Regions from separate parts of the Mus musculus genome. Here regions 1 and 2 are each linked to region 3. Evidence: chromatin loops called from intact Hi-C (ENCODE). Cell type or tissue: left cerebral cortex. All regions are shown on one strand. Links, peaks and the distances in the headings refer to the core of each region. The heading gives the core; the rest is flanking DNA.

Region 1 (6,221 bases), core at 1,817-4,316, 790 kb before region 3:
ACTGTATTTGTTATTGTTCTGTTGCTGTGATAAAACACCTGACCTACTGTATCCTTGTTGGCCTTGAAATTATGTATCTGAGGTCAGCCTTGAACTCCTGATCTTCCTTCTTTATCTCTGAGTATACAAGCCACCAAGCCTGATTTCTGTCATGCTGGAGAGGAAACCTAAAGCGTCATGTATGCTAGGCAAGCACTCTACATTCCAGTTCCACTTGATTGGCTTCAGACTAGCATCTTAGAGAAGTTAATTAATTTCTAAAAACATAGAAAAACACAACATCTTTTGCAGGAATTTTACTGTGAAATATTTATTTTATGAAGTGTTGGTGTAAAATTAAATACACACTGTGAATCAAAGTTAAAACAGTGTTTTCCCACTAATCCCTTTTTAGTGTGGTTGAGTAGGGTTTCCTGCCTAGGCTCGTTTGTCCACTCTGTCACTCAGTCTGTGGCTTTGGGTTAGGCCTAACTTCTTGTCTTGTCTTCTCTCTAATAGAGTGGGGCTAGTACTAGTATTTACTCCATACAGTTGCTACAAAGATCAAATGTGTTAGTCTGAGTGTATCAGGATCTTTTTTATTGTGATAAAACTCCCTTGACCAAAAGTGACTTAGGTAAGAAAGCGTTTATCTTGGTTTGCATATGGTTCCATATAGAAAGTCCATAATAATGAGGGAGACATGGCAGCAGGTGGTCTTGGCAGGAAGCTAACAGATCACATCTTCAACCACAGATGTGAAGGAGAGAGAAGGAACTGGAAGTGGTGAGGTTATAGACCAAAAGCCTGACCCAGTGACATGCTTCTTCAGCAAGGCTGTACCTCCTAAAGGTTTCCGTGGCATCCCCCAAAACAGCATCACTCACTGAGCTCGCCATGTGCCTGACCAAGTCCATGGTTTCTGCAGTATCTCCGTGAGATTCCATGTAATCTCATCTACTCTGTGACTATAAGCCCTTCCTAGATGCTGATAGAGATTAACTTTCCATCTTTGATTCAGTTCTCTCCTCTGATCATGAACTTGTAGATTCAACTCCCTACTTTATGTTTCTTTTTGGAAACCCCAAAGGTATTTAGAACTCAATTATTGATTTTTAAAACATGTACTTATCTCCTCCACCACATGTGTATAATACTTGTGTGTGAGTACAGGCACACACTTGCTATAACACGTATGTGGAAGGCTAGAGATAGGTTAGAGGAGTTTGTTTTTCCCACCATGTGCATTGTGAGCATAAATCTCAAGTCAGCAATCAAGCTTGGCAACAGTTGTCCTTACCTGATGAACCATGTTGCTGGTAAAAATCATGTTCTTAAAACAGCCTCCGCCCCTCCCCTAAAGCTTCCTCCAGCATTTCCTGTATTCATCATGAACACTATCCAGCTACTGCAGGCTGGAGCCTGAGCAGCAGGTTTTCTCCTGGTACATCAGCATCTTCTCTTCCTTAAGCCTCCAGACGCTTCTTTTGGCTCCATTATCTTTATCACTTGGCTCTATGAAGCCACTGGACCTGTGAACCTGCTTCCAATCGGAGCTCTGAAGCTGGGGTGATTGTCTGATATCAGCTGTATTAGTTTTCTGAGTAAAACCACAAAGGATTTGCCATTGCATTTAAGATTAAATCCATATTCCTCATTGACCTAAAAGGCTACACGTATTATGTTCCCCACTGCTCTTCCCCTCCCCCTCCACTTCTCATTGCTCTTCCTAGTGTAGCAATGCTGACCTCTTAGAAGCTTGAACTTACACCAAATCACCACTTTTCAAGACTTCATGTGCTCCTCTGCCAAGACACCTCTGCCAAGGTACCATCTTTTCTCCCTCATCCCACAAATGCATACTTACTATTCTGTATTAAGTGTCTTTGTATTAGTCCCTTATAGCATACAGGAGAAATGCATAGTAGATGGTGACAAATGTTATGGAAGAAATGGCTGGATTCTAGGGTGTAGGATACTGGGCTTAGGTAACAAAAGAAATCTTCCTTCACCTAACCACCCAGTCCCTAGTAAGGTTTCTCTCTTTACTCCCAACCCATTATAAACTTGGATCGCTTGTGGCACCCAGTCTGTGATAGTCTGTCATTGTCGGGTCTACCTCAGACCGTGCTTTCATAGCATTTACCACATTTCCGTAATTCACGTCTGTGTTCTGCTTCCATTGGTCTCTGGTGAGCAATACAGTCACTCTCAATTTATAACTTACTGTATATGAGGGAATGAGGCAATAAGTGAACCAAAATGGACAGTTGTAAACTTGGGAAGTAATACAATAAATAAATATTCTTTCTACCAACTTGTATGTTAATAGATCAGTTTTTCAGTATTGTGCGTTTCAGTACTCTGCCACTTGGGGGCAGTTACACATCTGTGATTAAATTGATCTAGCTCATCATTTCAAACTTTTTTTCTTCTGTATGTTTCATATGCCTGTTTTATGACTATCCAAGATAAGAGGTCCTAGTAATGTTTATAGAAGTCTGTATTTCTGCTTGCTGTTATGCGTAGCATTGCATTTCTCTTATGCTAGATCATCCTTTGAACAAAATGTTTATATATAATTTTATATTTTCAATCTGTAACTTCCAACATAGCTGTATTCTAGGTTTTGGTTAGGAAAGGGGTTAGGTATGGGTGGGTGGCCCACTTTATCTTAGCATTGTAAGTGGACAGAATGATCTTAACCCAAGACTTTCATATAGAAAACATCCTATTAGCACCCAAATTTCATAAACGGAGAGTAGAAATTTCACATATCTATAGAGTGTGCCTTTATTATCTCCATTCACTACTACTTCCCTCCAGCTTCCTTTAGTGTTTTCTACCCTGTCTTCCTTTAAACTTCTTGACCTCCTTTTGATATTAATAACCCCAAAGACCAATTAGTGCTGCTAACATGCATGAGTGTAGGGCCATCCATCAATTGGGGCATGGCCAACCTACCAGTGTTGTCATGTCCTCAAAAGAGAGTTACTCTCTCTCTCTCAGCAACCATCAACTGCCAGCAGTTCCTTTGCCAAGGGAACTCTTGCATCCATGCTGGATTTTCGACTGGCTTGATCCTGTGCAGGCAATCATAGCTGCTATGTATTGCAGAAGCTGTGCCATGTCCAGATGTCAGCATTTTACAGCTTTCCTCCTCATCAAACAGTGCTTCACACTCCTTCAGGCCCTCTTCCAAAATGTTCCCTGAGCCTTATCTCTACTTTCTTTGTCACTTTGACCAATTATGAGTCTCTGTGTTAACCATTACCTACTGCAAAATCAAGCTCCTTCCACCTGAGTTGAGAACAACACAAATCTATGGTTGTAAACATGAATATTTAGAAGGCAGTTGGACAGCTTAACAATAAATTCCCAGGGCCTGTGGTCTCTCTTGTCATGGACTTTTGACCAGATTTACAATAACAGGCATGAAATCCCTTCTGTGAAGCCAGCTTAAAATCCAGTCAGAAAGTTGTTGATTACCCTGTGACGTGACAAACATGCCACTGTTGCACCAAGGGCACATCTTGCCAATCAGGTTAGTATTGGAGCACGCAGGGTCTAGTGCTGGATGAGAACACTGATGCAGTTTCCTTCCTCAGCCTCCAGCAGCCTGAGAGTCTGACCATTTCCAAATAGTAATTACCACAACCCCTACGTTGCCAATACATATAATTTATTTATACTCATGATTCTTGTAACTCCTAGGTTACAAGAGGTTGGTATAGTTACTATTAAGATAATTGAAGCATGGAAAGTAAAGAAGCCTACCATGACATATAACGGGAGAGGTAGTTATAGGCGGGGAACTCCTATGCTCTTGAACTTCGTGTCTTGGGCCTTCCTGATGCTATCACTACTTTAAAATGGCTTTAATAAAAACGAAGGTGTTTCTCTTCTCTCTTTCTCTTCTATTTCTCTTTTTCTTTCTCTTTCTGTGTCTGTGTGTGTGTGGTTATGTGTGTGTGGTTATGTGTATTCTGTGTATGGTATGGAGTTTTCTTACTGTCTACCTTGTTGAGACAGGTCTCCTTGTTTTTACTACTGTGTTGTGTACTCCAGGCTATCTGGCTAGTAAAATTCTGAGAGATCTTGTGTATAAATATGTGTATGTGTGTTTGTGTGTGTGTGTGTACATATATGTGTGTGTATATCAAATAATTGGCTTTCTGGTTTATTAAAATTACACACTTGATTTCTGTACCTATTTTATTTGCCTGTGACCTGTGGTCACATAAAAATTTCTCACTTGGAAGTGGGACATGAGTGGAAAGTTCAGGAAGCCCTGGCTTATATGGTTGAATTTCTTTGTGAGGAGATTTCCAAATGAAGTCTGAGGCTGTTTCTCAGCAGACTCTGCCTTGATTTGGCTGGATGACATGATTTTGTTAGATTCCTTTGTAGGGTACCTGGATCATAATAAGAACTGAATAAATAACTGTTAAATTAATGGTTTAAAATTGAGCAAAGGTCTGGCAAGATGGCTCAGCAAGGAAAGGCACTTGTCAACCACATCTGGTAACCAGAGTTTGGTCATTGAAACCTGCATCATGGAAGGAGAGAACTAACTCTCACAAGCTGTTCTCTGACTTCCACATTCACTCTGTAATATGATGCACATATGCGCACATACATACATAACACACAAATGTAAAATAAATATAATCTAAATGTGGAACACAAATATTCACAGTATTTGAATCTGTGGTGCTTCTTAAAACATCTTGTTTGATTAAACCCAATTATTTAGAGGATTGAGAGAAAAGAATGATTATCTTTATTTAGGTGTAGGTTAGATGCTTTCTCTTATATAATGCAAGTCCTTATTGGTTGTTTTGAGCTCTCCAGACAAGGTGAATTATGTGCAAATGATTATATGCATCATTGCTATATGTATTTCAGAACGCATCTTTACGTGTCTGTGTGTCTCAGTTATGAACATGTATACATTTTAATATTCGAATTGTATGACCTTCATGGTCCCCTCACATTATCTGTTCAGAACCTTTGTGAAGTACTGAGTGATTTACGACTGTGTGAGGATGGGCGACCTATTCCTGACTCATGATTACTCAGTATTTCAGCCCTTTTAAGTGTGCAGCTGATTCTAAAACTAAAGTGCATTTCGCAGTAGCCAGGTGTGCACTGCTACAGTGGATGGTATGGTCACCTTGTGCTGCTTTGACAGGTGCGTGTGAGGGAACGTTGGCTTGCTCTACTTGTCATCTTATCTTTGAGGATCACATCTATGAGAAGTTAGATGCCATTACTGATGAAGAGAATGACATGCTTGACCTGGCTTTTGGACTAACAGACAGGTGAGTAGATTTTGTTGGTTTTGTTTGAAGGACAGGATTATAACTTTTGGTCAGGGTGACTCACACTCATGAGTGCAGAGATCACAGACATAAGGCACAAAACCTGCCTTGTCAGGTAAGGGTTTAAAGTTGCTTCATTGTTATCAACAACCTGGAAAAGTCTGTGTTAATATTCCTTTAGGTCTTAGGTCATACGCATGAGTAGAAGTGCCCTTGTGGGTATAGCACAAGTCATGAAGTCTGGGGATATTTCTCTTTCACTGTCCACAAGGCCTCCATGAAACTTCTCTTTTACAAGTCAAAGAATTAATTGGTAGTAATATAATTTCTAAATTGTAATATATCTTTTTAGTCTATTTATGCCAGGAATTAATATTTATCACAATTTATTAGGGTGGAATTAAATGGAATACTTTTTATAGTATTCTTGAAAGACAGATTTGATAATTGAACAAAATTATAGTGGAGATTTTTACCTGTTTCAGAGAATTGAGTTTTCAAAGAAACGTAATATATAGTAGTAATTATGTTAAGGTGACTAGTTATTTTTCTAAGTGTATGTTAAAGAAATTAATCAGAGCTTATTAATTAGTAGGTAGAGTTTCTCTTAAACATGGCAAGCTCCATAGAACAGATGGCATTAGTGATACTATTTTTTAATTCTCCAGTCTCAGAGTCAAGGAAGACTTCTCCTGGATTTACTGTTTCAAGGCATAATTAAGGAGGCTTATTACTTACTGAGAGTGGGCTTTGTTTAAGTATATTTTGCTACCTTAATGAATAATTTTTAAAAACTTTATTAGCTTACAAGAATTCATTTTATATTTTAAGCAGTTATGGTGGTAATAGTTTATTTATTTCGGTTTGTTTCTTTTATACTTCATCTCACTATTTTTCATTCTGTTTAGTTTTCAGTGC
Region 2 (6,221 bases), core at 1,817-4,316, 770 kb before region 3:
AAGCTCACCCCTGCCGAAGTTAACATACTGTGTACTTAGCACCTCATTCAAATTCCCAGGAATGCTAAGTCTAATTACTAGTGAGATAGATAAGCACATAGATATTAATGTTTTGCTGCTAAGCACTAGCCCATGTGGCTTGATGGGGGGAAGACTCCTTTCCTGCCTACCCACACTTCCACATCTCCCTCAACTTCCTGTTGAGAGATAATTCTCTTTTCATTTCTTCTCCGGGCCCCACCCTGTCACTTTCCATGTTTTGTTTGTTTGTCTGTTTGTTTGTTTGTTATGTTTTTTTAAAATAGCCCAGTTGCTCAGGCCTCAGGGTCTGACTTTCTGGGGTGGCTCTCCCAATCTAGCGCACATTTCCCCTCCTGTCTTCTTTTATATTGTTTATTATATTCTCTGCTCTTAAATGCCCAGTTTTTATTGGCATTGAGTAATCTACCAGGGGAAAATGTTTTGGCAGGACTCAATAGATAATTTAGATAAGCTGATAAACCAGACTGGAAATGGGGTAAGAGTCCTTCCATGGATGTTCAAGGCCAGTTTCTGAAGATTCAGCGGTCATCTGAATGCCTGAAAGGCCACCGAGCGGTCTGCAAATGAGGTCAGTCTCTACTTAGGAGGGAGAGAAGGCAGCAAGAGGGAAAGGCAGCAGCCATGGTCTTGCCCCAGCCCACTGTGTCAGAGAAGAAAGCGAATCACTGTTCTCTGGTTCTTTTCCACGAGGAGCTGGAACCCAATTTTTATGTGAAATCTCCAGATTGCTGGATGTTTACCAGAATTTAAACATTGTTTTCATTTGTTTTGGATGATTCAGATGATAATTCATGAACAGCCATGAACAGTGTGCTTCCAACAAGCAACTTCTGGCCTGGAAAACCCCTGAGAAGCGGGTCACACCAGTCCTCATGATTAGAACTGACGTCAAGTGTGGCTCTTTCTGTGAATTTGGTTTTCAGGCAACCTCAAAATAGACTCTCTTGCCTTGGGACTCTATGGTCTCTGGAGGCTGGCAGCCCCTGTCTTACTGCAGTGGCCCTGTCAGGTGCAGAGCCCCTGGCCTATCCAGGATAAGTGCATCATCTAGGGTATCCTCTTGGTGATGCAGGGTTCTGACGGGTCTGTGTTCTCTCTTGTCAACTTGAGCAAAGGCCAGGTGTATCATAAACAGATAGTCAGGAAATGCCCTCTTCCTCAAAAAACATTGCAAATCTTGTCTTACTTGGATTTTGTTTTTTTTAATTTTGGTTTTGATGCTTTTTAGCTGTGTGCGTGTGTACGTGTGTGCGTGTGTGTGCATGTGTGTGTGTGTGTGTGTGTGTGTGTGTGTGTGTGTGTGATGTGCATAAGTGTATGTATATTTGCCTGTGTGGGCACAAGTGAGTGTGTGAGCCTATGGCACTTAGCTCTCCATCCCACTTCTTCCTCTAGCAGATTCATGCCCACACCCCCAACGCCCACGCTCGCCTAGGATCAGGGCGTGCTTTGGTCTTAGAGCCATCAGTTATTCCGTTATCACTGACAGCTGGAAGGTCAAAGGTCAAAGACTTCTTTTCTAATAGGTGTGTGACCTTGAGAGATGGAGGGAGAGGAGAAAGAAGAAACACACACAAGCAAGTATTCATTTAACAGTTCTTGCACATCTAGGTGAGGCCTCAGCTAGGACAAGATCAAGCTGGTAAATGGGAGTGTTTACCGCTTTTTAAAAGTGGGATCCTGAGAGCAGGAAGTGACAACATAAGGCCAGAGAGATGATCAGTGGTTAAGAGTATTATGCCTAATCCCAGGGACCCCAAAACCACTGAGGAGACAATTCCAGTGCAAACACATAAGGGTCTTTATTATGAGCTCAAGAGCAAGGTCTCTCACCGTCCCATTCTCAGTGGGTCAGAGTGAGAGCCTTAGTCTAGGGGTGCAGGATTTTTACTGTGGTTACAGCAAGCTTGGGGAATTTCCAAACTGGTCAGCAAGTTACTATTTTAAAAACTGTTTCTGGGTGTAATCTGCAGGAACCGAACACAGGGACAAAACCACCCTGACAAAGAGGATGGCCAAGTTATCTATTCTCTGCAGGATGTCTTCCGTTACCTGTATGTATCTTAACCCTACTCTTGTAACCTGACTATTGTAACCTTACTGGCTGTTGCCGTGGGGGTGGGGCGGGTGGGAAGGGGGAGGGTTGTTGTGGAATGTTTGCTCAATAGACTTTGTGGTTTTCCTCCTGGAATTGGAGTTTAGCCCCTGGTTTCACACAAAATGGAGTTTCTTCAAAAACGAGCTTGGCTGGGCTTTACAAGAGTGTGTCTAGAGGGTCTGAATTTGGGCCCTAAGCACCAATGTTTGGCAGTTTACAACCACATGTAACTCCAGCTCCAAGGAATCTGATATCCCATTCTGCCTGCACACACACACACACACACACACACACACACACACACGCACACGCACACGCACACGGGCACACACACACAGGCATGCACACACGGGCACACACATGCACATGCACAGATATACATTAAAGAAAATCACAGTGTGTTTTAGATGGTGGTGAGTGCTATGAACAGAGGAGGGTGTAGGGAGTAAGGAAAACGAGGCGCTGCAGTCTTAACTAGGATGGACTGTGGGGTGGATGCTACAGAAGAGCATTCCAGGAGTGGACAGTGACCCTCCCTAGCAGCAGAGTTAGGAGGACTGCCTGGAGGTGGAAGGGTGGGGAGGTGGGAAAGGGACTTGCCAGGTGGTGCAAGCACTGAAGTCCTTACTTCTGATGGCCAGCAGCTCCTGGATGCTCTGAGTGTTCGTATGTCCAGAACTGCATCTTCACATAGATTACATCATATAATCTTATAAAGAGCCTTGTAAGGATGAGGACTTATGAATATGTAGCAAGCGAGGGAGCTAGAGACGCTCATTAACTGCTCCAAGATCAAGCTTCTTCCTCCATAGAACCGGAATCCTCTGCCCACAGCTGTGAAGGTGTAGTGGTAACACAAGGCCTGCTTAGCAATGTGCTCCAGGAACTCAGTAAATGTCAACACAATGAAGATCAGGCCCATCTTATACCAGGTTGGGCGCAACCACACCCCTCCAGACTTTAGCGTTCTCTGTCTCTCCCTCTCTCCACTCTACCCCTCCTCTCTGAGTTCAGTATTTGTCCTGAGCCTTGGGTCTGCTCTCCGAGGCAATAGCCAGGGAGAAAGTTCTTTGTTGCTGCCGAGGCATTCTTAGATGTGCACGGGGTGGGACTACACTGGTCCTTGAGGAATGATTTGAGAGATGTGATGACTGAGGGCCAGGTGCCAGGCCGATGTCCTGTTTGATTGCACAGGAGGCTTGCTGAAGGGGGCAGTGCACATGCCCAGGGTGAGATCTCAGAGTTCCTGAAAATGAATGCAGACTAGAAAATGTCAGTGCCTCCCAAGCGTCCTGAGTGACTCTGCCTCTCGTATGTCATCCTTATTACTTTATAATTACCTTATGACCTTTACTGACTCTGACAGTCTTGAGTCTTAAAAAAAAAAGATTCGAGAATATTACCATTATGCAGTTGCCTAGAAACTGGGCCTAAAATACATCTGGCTTTAATAGAAGAGCTAAAATGAGTTTTCATTTTTTTGGCATTGTGTCTCCTCCCCCCTCCCCATTTTTCCCCACTTTGTTTCAAACAGCAATTGCAACGGAATTTCTCACTAATCCTTTCTGAACTATCTGAAGCCAAGGTACCCAAGGTAGAGAGCAATTCCCCAAACGTGGAAGCAAGAGCAAGCCGATTGGTCTTGTGAAAGAAACCTAATCTCTAGCCTGCTCACACAGCATGCACAGAATCGATACTGTGCGATTGCTCGTCACTCAGGCAGCTCTGGCCAGCGCTCCTAGGAAGGCTTAGCAGGACATTCCGCTTGTCTCTTCATGAAGGCGTGTTCTAGCACAGTTTGCCAAATGGCTCCAGGCATGCTGTTCTGACCCATAAACATTCCTCCTCACCACTCCAATCCCTCTTCCCAGACGGACCTTCTCTTCTCCTTCCCCCTTTATCACCACAGTGGCCATCATTCCTCCCGGGAGTACACCGCAGACCCAAGCCCTTTATCACCTAATAAAAAGGAAACAAGGAGAGACAGAGTGTGGTCTGTGATTTCAGCTGTTAGAAAAGGGCTGGTTTGCTGAGATCCTTCTGAGAGTAAAAGTTACATGCAGTTTTACTAGGCTGAGGGTGGGGGTGGGGTATTGGGTGGGATGGTGTGTGTGGGGTGTCCAGAAGTCTGGAGGCCTGGTAGGGACATGCTGCAAGGCGTGTGTGTTGAGTGAGGATGCTTGAGAAAACAGGACGCCCAGTTAAAATGAGTCTGGAATTAGTTCCCATTACCCTGTATCCAGGCCAGATCACTTCCAAACTTGCCTGGTCCTAAGAGCCACATGAGGACTTATTGAGAATACCAGTGTAGAGGCTGGAGAGATGGCTCAGTGTTTAAGAGCCCTGGACGCTCTTGTAGAGGACCCAGGTTCATTTTCTGGCTCTCATGTGGAGGCTAATAACCCTCTGTAACTCCGTTTCCAGGGTACCTGACACCTTTGAGTCTCCATAGACACCAGGCATGCATGTAGTGCAAAGATCCACAAGCAGGCAAAACACCCAGACACATTATAAAGAAAACCCAGCAGGAATGAGAATTCCCATTTAAGGGCTGGGATGATGGCTCAGTCAGGAAAGTACTTGTGTAAATTGTGTCCCTGAAGCCTGTATTAAAAACAATAAACTGACAACCAGGCATGGCAGTGCTGGGGAGATAGAGATGGGAGAATTGCTGGGACTTACCAGTCAGCCAGGCTAGCCAAAGTGACAAGCTCTAGGTTCAGTGAGAGAGCCTGTCTCAGGAAATAAGGTGGAGAGCAAATGAGGCAGCACTGCCTGACATCAACTTAGGCTTCTTTACACACACACACACACACACACACACACACACACACACACACACACACACACATACACACACACACACACACATACACACACACACACACACACGCACACACACACACATACACACACACACACACACACATACACACACACACACACACACACACACACACACACACACACACGTGCGCGCGCACTGTTTTGATGCCTCTTTGTTGGACATCCTCTTTTAGTAGATCTGGAGAAAACCCTTTTAAACAAGTAAGCTGGTGATCTTTACTGGAGCCTGATCCACTTAGAAAACAGGCCAGTAGGGCTCCCGGTGACTTGCATGCACACGTGCGGCTGTTCTTATCCCTAGACTCCAGGCATACCACAGGCCCGCCAAGGTCTATGGCCAGATACCAGGTCTTTAATTATTGCTGCACACCTATCTGTTGGGCCACATGTCTTCTTCACTAGGCTGCTGATGCCTGAAGACTCAGCTCAGGCTCTGCTTTGCTGCATTTCTGGAACATTCTGCTCTTCTAACAAGGAGACTCCAGCAAGCGTCGTTGCAAGGATGAACCTGCCGCTATGCCTTTTTTTTTTCTTTACATTTTCCAGCAGCCTTCTGTCTCACACTCCTCAGTTGGAAGGGAAGGTGACCGTGGGTATTGAAGTCAGGCAGTGCTCTTCAGAAGTCACACTAGAACCAACAGAGGGAGCGAGTAAGTGCCAAACATCTCCAAATAACTCATAGGATAGCTACTGGCAAGTCCAGGGCCATCTCTCCAACCTGCCCTCTCCCCTTCCATGGCTCCATGCAGCTTGACTCAATGAAACCTGAATTTGTAGCCCCCGAGTGAGCGTGGACAGCTTTTAGTGTCTGAGTGCCAAGGGTTCCTAGCCTCACCAGACAAAATGAGAGTGCCTGTACTATCTGGCACGGTAATAGGCACTTAGAGAGTGATGGGTGTGATATGGTCCATGAAGGCACTCTGCCAAGCATCAGTTACACCCATGGTATCAATTTCTAGTGATGACTGTTTCATTTGTAACCTCTAACCCATCACATGCCCCCTAGCTCACTCATTTACTCACTGTCTCTCCCCTACCCCCCGCCCCCGTGTGTGTGTGTGTGTGTGTGTGTGTGTGTGTGTGTGTGTGTGAGAGAGAGAGAGAGAGAGAGAGAGAGAGAGAGAATGTGTGTGAATTCCTGCACCATGGCTCATGTATGGCGCTAAGGGGACCACCTTGAATATTAGTCCTCATCTCCTGTGCTTGGCCTTATGTGGGTTCTGGGGTTGTTTTG
Region 3 (6,221 bases), core at 1,514-4,013:
TTCGAAAGTCACTGAAGACATCCTCCTAAAGTGTTCTCAGGGGCACTAGCCCTAAAAGCAGTGCAGAACAGTTTCCTGGCACTGCATAGCCTAGCCTTGTAAATATAACATTATTGTTACCAACCTACATGTGCTAGGTTGGTTATCACTGTCATACTTTTCTCCAAAGACTCAAACTAATATCCTACCTACCCTTACTCTGACATACTATAGTATCCCTAGTTAGCCCAGTGCCTGGCCTGTCTCTTATTCCCTCAGCTGTCAGCAAGACCTCAGCTTTCCCTCCACTGTCACAAGACCCAAATTTTTTAATACATTTATTTGAGGATGGCTTTAGACTGGAAAAAAAAACCAAAAAACAAAAAACTTGAGTCAGTTCAGGACTGACACAAAGATACCACCACAAGGCAGACAGTTAATGCTCTAGACTTGACGTCTCAAGCCAGGACTTTCCTAAATGGCTCTAGTTGCATGTCCCTCCTGTTATCAAGGGTTGTCACAATGTCACTGTTCTCAGGTTGTCTGAACCATAGAGACTGGATTACCGGTGAGCAGGGCAATCCGTTTCATTTGGTACTGAGTCTCATGAGCACCTAGCAACACTTAATCAGACAGGCTTCAGCAGACTCAAGCCAGCTGCATGCCCCCTGGCTCCAGTCTGGGAATGGCAGGTGTCTGGCAGGGAAGTCCCTGCTCTCAAAGTGGGGACTCTGTGCAGAAGCTAGAAGGTCCCATATGATGTGGGTTCAGAAATCCCAGAATCTCACTTTGTTGGTCATTAATCATTGACGACATCGTCCACACATGATGGAGACATAGACTTTCCTTCTTTTTTTTTTCTTCATAAATATGTTTTGAATTTTATTATGAAGTATTTAAGCCATGCCAGAAGAAGGAATAAACAATATAATAACAGAGTGCCATGCACCCAAATCTAACTTAAATAAATGATTACCATATGAATTCTCAGGGTTCAGAGGAGTTGAGGGAAGAGTTGAGTCTGCCCATTTTCATGAGGGAAGAAAGAAGCCCTGGTGGGGAAGAGGGAAGCCACCTCAGCATTGATGGTGACTGCTCTAGTCATAGAGGGAGCATTGGTCAGGTGCTACAGCTTAGAGGAATGCTCTAAACTGGGAAACAGGATGTGGAGACCACAGCATGATCTTTCTAGTCCCGGTTCAGAGACTCCCCAAATGGCTTGGTCTGAATTAGTCACTAGCTCCTTAGGGATTCTCTAGGCCTTGGGTGTCACGTCCCAACATTTGAGCTATTCATGTCTACCTGTCTCCCACCTTGGCTGTGAACTCCAAGACTATATATACTCTATTGCCTGTATCTCATAAGCATTTGGACAAAGTCAGGTTATTGAGTTGAAGGTGTGGTTTAATCTTTGAAACCTCCATAATTAATGGTCTGGGGACAGAAGAGTTAATGGAAAGGGAAAGGAAAGATGAGTTAAAACTAAGGGACCAAAACAGACCCATCACCCAGACCCCAGGATGCTAACCAATGTCCTTAAAGGGAGTCAAAGCTCCCTGGGGAAATGGCTGATTGAATGAACAGCTACGGCAGGAAAGAGACAAGAAGAGCTTGAGATCTTGTGATGCCAAAAGAGGTAAGAAAGTGCATATGAGCACGAGAGAGAGAGAGAGAGAGAGAGAGAGAGAGAGAGACTGTGGAGTGGGTCAAATGAACTCTCTAGCCAACAAGTGCAGTATGGCAAGGGAGGAATTACAGTGGAGAAAACCTAACAGTCAGATGACCAAGGGCAACGTAAGTGCTGTCATGCCATGTTCAGAGCATTTGTCTTTGTTCCATTATAAAGAAAACATCACTTTATTGGTGTGGTGTTCTAAAAGATAAAAAACACTCCAGACCAATGACGATAGAGATTTCTAGTGAATCCCACCCAGCTAAGGCCTGTTTTACAGAGCACTTGTGTATGTAGATTGCCAAAAGTAAAGAGACTCTCGAGAAACTTTCCCAGTTAAAGGGAGGCAGGGACATGACTAAGTACAATGTTTGACCCTGGAATAGACAAGGCAGTGTGAACATAGTATGGCCATTAGCTAAAGTACTCACCCGGTATCTATAATTACTAGGAGTGGGACACACGGGAACTCTAAGAGGTTCTGCAAATCTGAAATTGTTCTTTAGAAACTAAGCTTATTAAAATACATACTTACTGTCATATTCCAGGAAAAACTTAACTTTGTAGTTAGACCCACAGAAAATCAAAGCTGAGTGAGACAACCCAGGACACCAACAGAAACCTGGGAACTGGTAGTGTTAGGAAATGGCAGAAATGACAGTTGGAAGCCAGGCACTTAAAGGTGGTGCAGGACTTGAATCCCGGCACTCAAGAGGCAGAGTCAGGCGGATCTCTGAGTTCCAGGCCTGCCTGGTCTGCAGAGTGAGTTCCAGGAAGCCAGGGTCACACAGAGAAACCCTGTCTCAAAAATCAAACAAACAGATGGACAGACAGAAGTGATAGTTGGAACCAGGGGAGATACAGTAGGCCTGGCAGTGACCAGCTATCAGACAACTTGAACAAAAAGACAAGGCCCAGCACTAAGCCCCCTTAGGAGCTTCATGCCAGAGAAGGACTATGTGACATAGGTGAGCCTGCAAAATGGTGCTGGGCTAATGTGGAGTAAAACCCAAGGCCGGTTAGTGTGACTATATTTAAATGCGTTCAAAAGAGTGTCTGCTTAAACTTTAAAAAGACATACACACACACACACACACACACACACACACACACACACACACACACACACACACACCTGCTAACAGCATTTTCTCTCCTCCCTCATTCTAGCAGATACCTACACCCCACTGCTTGGTCCATGCCAGCTCACCAATTCCTGCAAGCTCACAGTGCCACCTACTGGCAAGACAAAAAGCAGGCAGGGCGAACGGCTCAGCAACAAAATAGCTGAAAAGAGTCAGGTGCCTATCAAGGGTCTCTCACAGGCTGAGGGACTCTGCAAAGCAGTGGCCCTACAGGAAGCTATCAGCCTGGAGGACAGTGAGCACTTAAATCTAAATTTCCCCCTCAAAAGAGTCTCTACAAGGAGCCTTTACTTCTACACCTCGTAATTCTCTTTCCAGCCCTGACTGCAAAATAGCATCCAGCGATCGATCCTTCTGAGCTTCTAGGACATCCTTTTAAGTATCACCACACCCAGAAAGGAGCCTAGAAAATAGATAATAGGTCGAAATAATGATAGATCAAAAGACCAAAACTGGTTAAGTGAATGGAATTCCCTTGAACTGGGGTCACTTGTCTGGGTGTCAAGTGGGTGATCTCTTCTTAAAAGCAATCAATTGTAAGTTACTTGAAGGGAACATTGATGAATAACACAGGGCAAATCAAAATCCATTTCTGCTTCCTCCTCCTCCTCTTCCTTCTCCTCCTCCTCTTCCTCTTCTTCATCTTCCTCCCCCTCCCTCTCTTTTAAATTAGGCCTCACTGCAATGTGATATATTGAATTTTTCTGAAGGCTTCTAAGCAACCATCCATCACACAGAGCACTGAACCTGATCTGGGTTTACGCTCTTCACGATACTTCTGGTCTTGTGGGCATCAGTGATTTTTCACAGCAGCCATAAAGAAAGCTGGGCAGTATTACCCACTATCACTTTTTATAAGCAATAAAGCAATGGATTATTCCATTTTGAGAGCCTGCTTTTCTCAGCCGCATCCACTGCTCATCTTCTCTGGGGAATCACCTGGTTGCACCAGGGACTCTGGCTGCTTTGCAGTTTCCAGTGACTTCTTGTATGCATGGTCTAGGAGCACTTGAACGGCGTCACCCATCTGTTAAAACTGAATTTCAGTCCAGAATGGGGCTCCGACTTTTTCACTATAAATGAGGGGGAAGAGCTAGATGGCTCCCTAAGGGTTTGTGAGTGTGTGTTGTATTGTGTGTCCTGTAGCAGAGACAAAAACTGTAATCTCTCTACCTTATCTCTCATGGGGTTTGCACCCAGAATGCTTAAAGGAGTCTGACTATTTGGCCTTGTGAAAGGAAAATGCTGGAACAACCCTTGGCTTCACTCTGCCCAATGCTAAGCTTGCTGGCTCATGCTGCTCGGGAGGAAAGGTAGAGGAGAAGAGAAAAGGAGCCATGGAGTTGCATGGTCTGGGCCAAGGCTGCCCAGAGGACCCATATCTCAGATTTCATCCTCATGACTTATTCAGTGACTGACAGCTATCGCTGCCACCAGGCAGAAGCTGTCCTTCCAGAGCCCAGATCACTCTGCCTCTGTTGAACACCATTATCTTGTCTCCTCATGCCTGTCACCCTGTCCATCACTTTGCCTCCCCTATCTCTCCACCTCTGCCTGATACCTTCCTTGGTGCCTCACCTCACCCACCTCCACATCTGCTTTGCTCTCTGCTGCTGTTACCCCTGCCCAGAAGATGAAGGGTCTCTTCTTTGGTAACCTCCCAGAGGTACCGGTCCTCATAGCTGCCTTCTGCTTCATCCTCCAGAGACCCACATGCCTGGTCATAGAGCATCCTCTGGCCTGCCAAGGTGAGATTGCCTGTGCAAAAGGAGAGCCGGACCCACCAGGATGCCCAGAGGGTAGAGGCTTAAATTAAATTTGTACAAAGAAGTTTGGGAGTAAAATTGAGGAGAGGGGAGAGCTGTGAGGAGAGCTAATGACTAATGTCGGGGAAGAGGAGCCCTGGGAAATCACAGGGACCAGCTCTTGGGTGTTAACCCTTTCTGTCACCCCCCCACCCCACCCCATAGGTAGGCCCTGCTCTGTGCCGACACCTGCCCCTTGTCCCCCTGGAACTTTCCTCTCTGGAATGGGTCCCCATACCACCCCTTCCTGCCACCTCTGCCCTTCGGAGTTCTTCAACCCCTGGCACGGCCAGAATGCATGTTTCCCGTGCGGCTCTGAGGCCACCCAGCCAGAGGAGGGCAAGGACACCTGTGTCTGTCAGAGACCTGGACGTAGATTCCAGGTATGCCCTCCTGCAGTGGGACCCAAGGGCGGGCTGCATTTCCAGGGCTGTTTCGGTTCCCAGTCAAGTTTAGCTCAGGTGTAACCTGACCAATGTAGGCTTGGGAGTAAGGTTGTAAGGTACAGTTAAATGTGAATTTCAGGTAAATACTGGATAGTGTTTTAGTGTCTTATGGGACTAATCAAAAGTATTCATACACCTGAAATTCAGATTTAACTGGTTTCTCTGTGGGGATAGTTAGTTGGATAGTTAGTTACTTTGCTAAATATAGTTAACTTTCTGGAAGGAAATGTCATTATATAGAGTGATCCCTCAAAACACACTTCCACCCAGGCCCTTCTAACCTGAATTTTTCCTGTAAGCCAGCAAATGTGCTTGTAAGCCCTTCTGTTAACTGAAATTCTCCTGTCCTCTTAACTAAAATGATAGTATACCAGTAACCACAGCAACCATGCCCCTGTGCCACTCCAACCCTGTCTGCTCACTTCACCTCTCCTGCCCTCTCTCCTGGTACATCTCAGAAATGTTCACACCTAAAGGCTATTAACCAGCCAGCCTGAGATGGGCCTCCTCCCACACATCCTTACTTCCAGCCCAGCGATGGCCAGTGCCCTTGCCTCCCTGGCTATGAAGACATTGGTGACCCAGTGGGCTGTGTCCAGAGGGAACACCACGACTGCAAAGACGGAGCCACTTGGAACCAGGAGGGGAAATGTCTGACCAAAGAACAATGGAGTGACCACTGTGCCCAGGAGGTAGGAGGGTGCTCAGAGACCCTTGTTGCTGTACCCAAATATAGCTACTCAAATCAACCCTGGTGGTGGTGGTGACAGCTGCACTCCTCGATACCTGTCCCAACATTCTGGGTTCTCAAATGAAACACACACACACACCCTTATATTTTCATATGCCTTAAACAGCTTAATGGTTGGGCCACTTCCAAACCTCCACATGGTTAACACGCTCACCTCTGATAATCGTGAGTTACTACTTACTTTTAAAACCTATACTCCATCTTGGCTGCCCTAAACCCAGACCTGCAGCCCTCTTGGACTTAGTTCCCCAGCACCTACATGCAGCCATGTTCACTGTCTGCTACACCTCAGGCATGGCTTCTACTCATTTCCTAACATGGCAGCTATCTCCCTTCCTGCTCCTTCCTTAGTCCCTTGCCTGGGATCCTCAAGTCCCACGTCCGTCTCTCTGCCCAGCCATTGGCTGCTGGCAACTTTATTTA

What was found. A loop is a pair of places that touch in the nucleus more often than their neighbours do. Peaks named below come from ENCODE experiments on the same cell type or tissue, not always from the same donor. Only the 100,000 strongest peaks of a DNase experiment are listed, where the experiment ranks them.
Region 1: a loop joins it to region 3, with 2.9 times the contacts of the local background. A loop is called at or near these places in 7 of 42 quality-filtered maps.
Region 2: it touches region 3 in a loop (3.0-fold over the local background); 2 of 42 quality-filtered maps call a loop at or near these places.

What each region holds. Positions count from the first base shown.
Region 1 is chr9:51,947,659-51,953,879 of GRCm38, reverse strand. It overlaps Fdx1 (ferredoxin 1), which reads left to right. Exons shown (of 4, transcript NM_007996.2): 3 at 5,174-5,303. Among named protein-coding and RNA genes, the nearest start is that of Fdx1, 13 kb to the left of the region's middle. In left cerebral cortex, for the core only: a CTCF peak has its summit at 2,343 (motif pointing right); DNase peaks (open chromatin) are centred at 2,349 and 3,107.
Region 2 is chr9:51,925,927-51,932,147 of GRCm38, reverse strand. It overlaps 4933407I05Rik (RIKEN cDNA 4933407I05 gene), which reads right to left. Exons shown (of 3, transcript NR_040731.1): 3 at 5,145-5,615. Among named protein-coding and RNA genes, the nearest start is that of Gm6980, 4.4 kb to the right of the region's middle. In left cerebral cortex, for the core only: no CTCF peak of the experiment used is centred there; DNase peaks (open chromatin) are centred at 3,033, 3,306 and 3,885.
Region 3 is chr9:51,158,588-51,164,808 of GRCm38, reverse strand. Gm32742 reads left to right here. Exons shown (of 31, transcript XM_017313740.1): 2 at 4,502-4,544; 3 at 4,767-4,984; 4 at 5,578-5,739. The coding sequence starts at 4,826. Among named protein-coding and RNA genes, the nearest start is that of Gm32742, 7.1 kb to the left of the region's middle. In left cerebral cortex, for the core only: a CTCF peak has its summit at 2,896 (motif pointing left); a DNase peak (open chromatin) is centred at 2,872.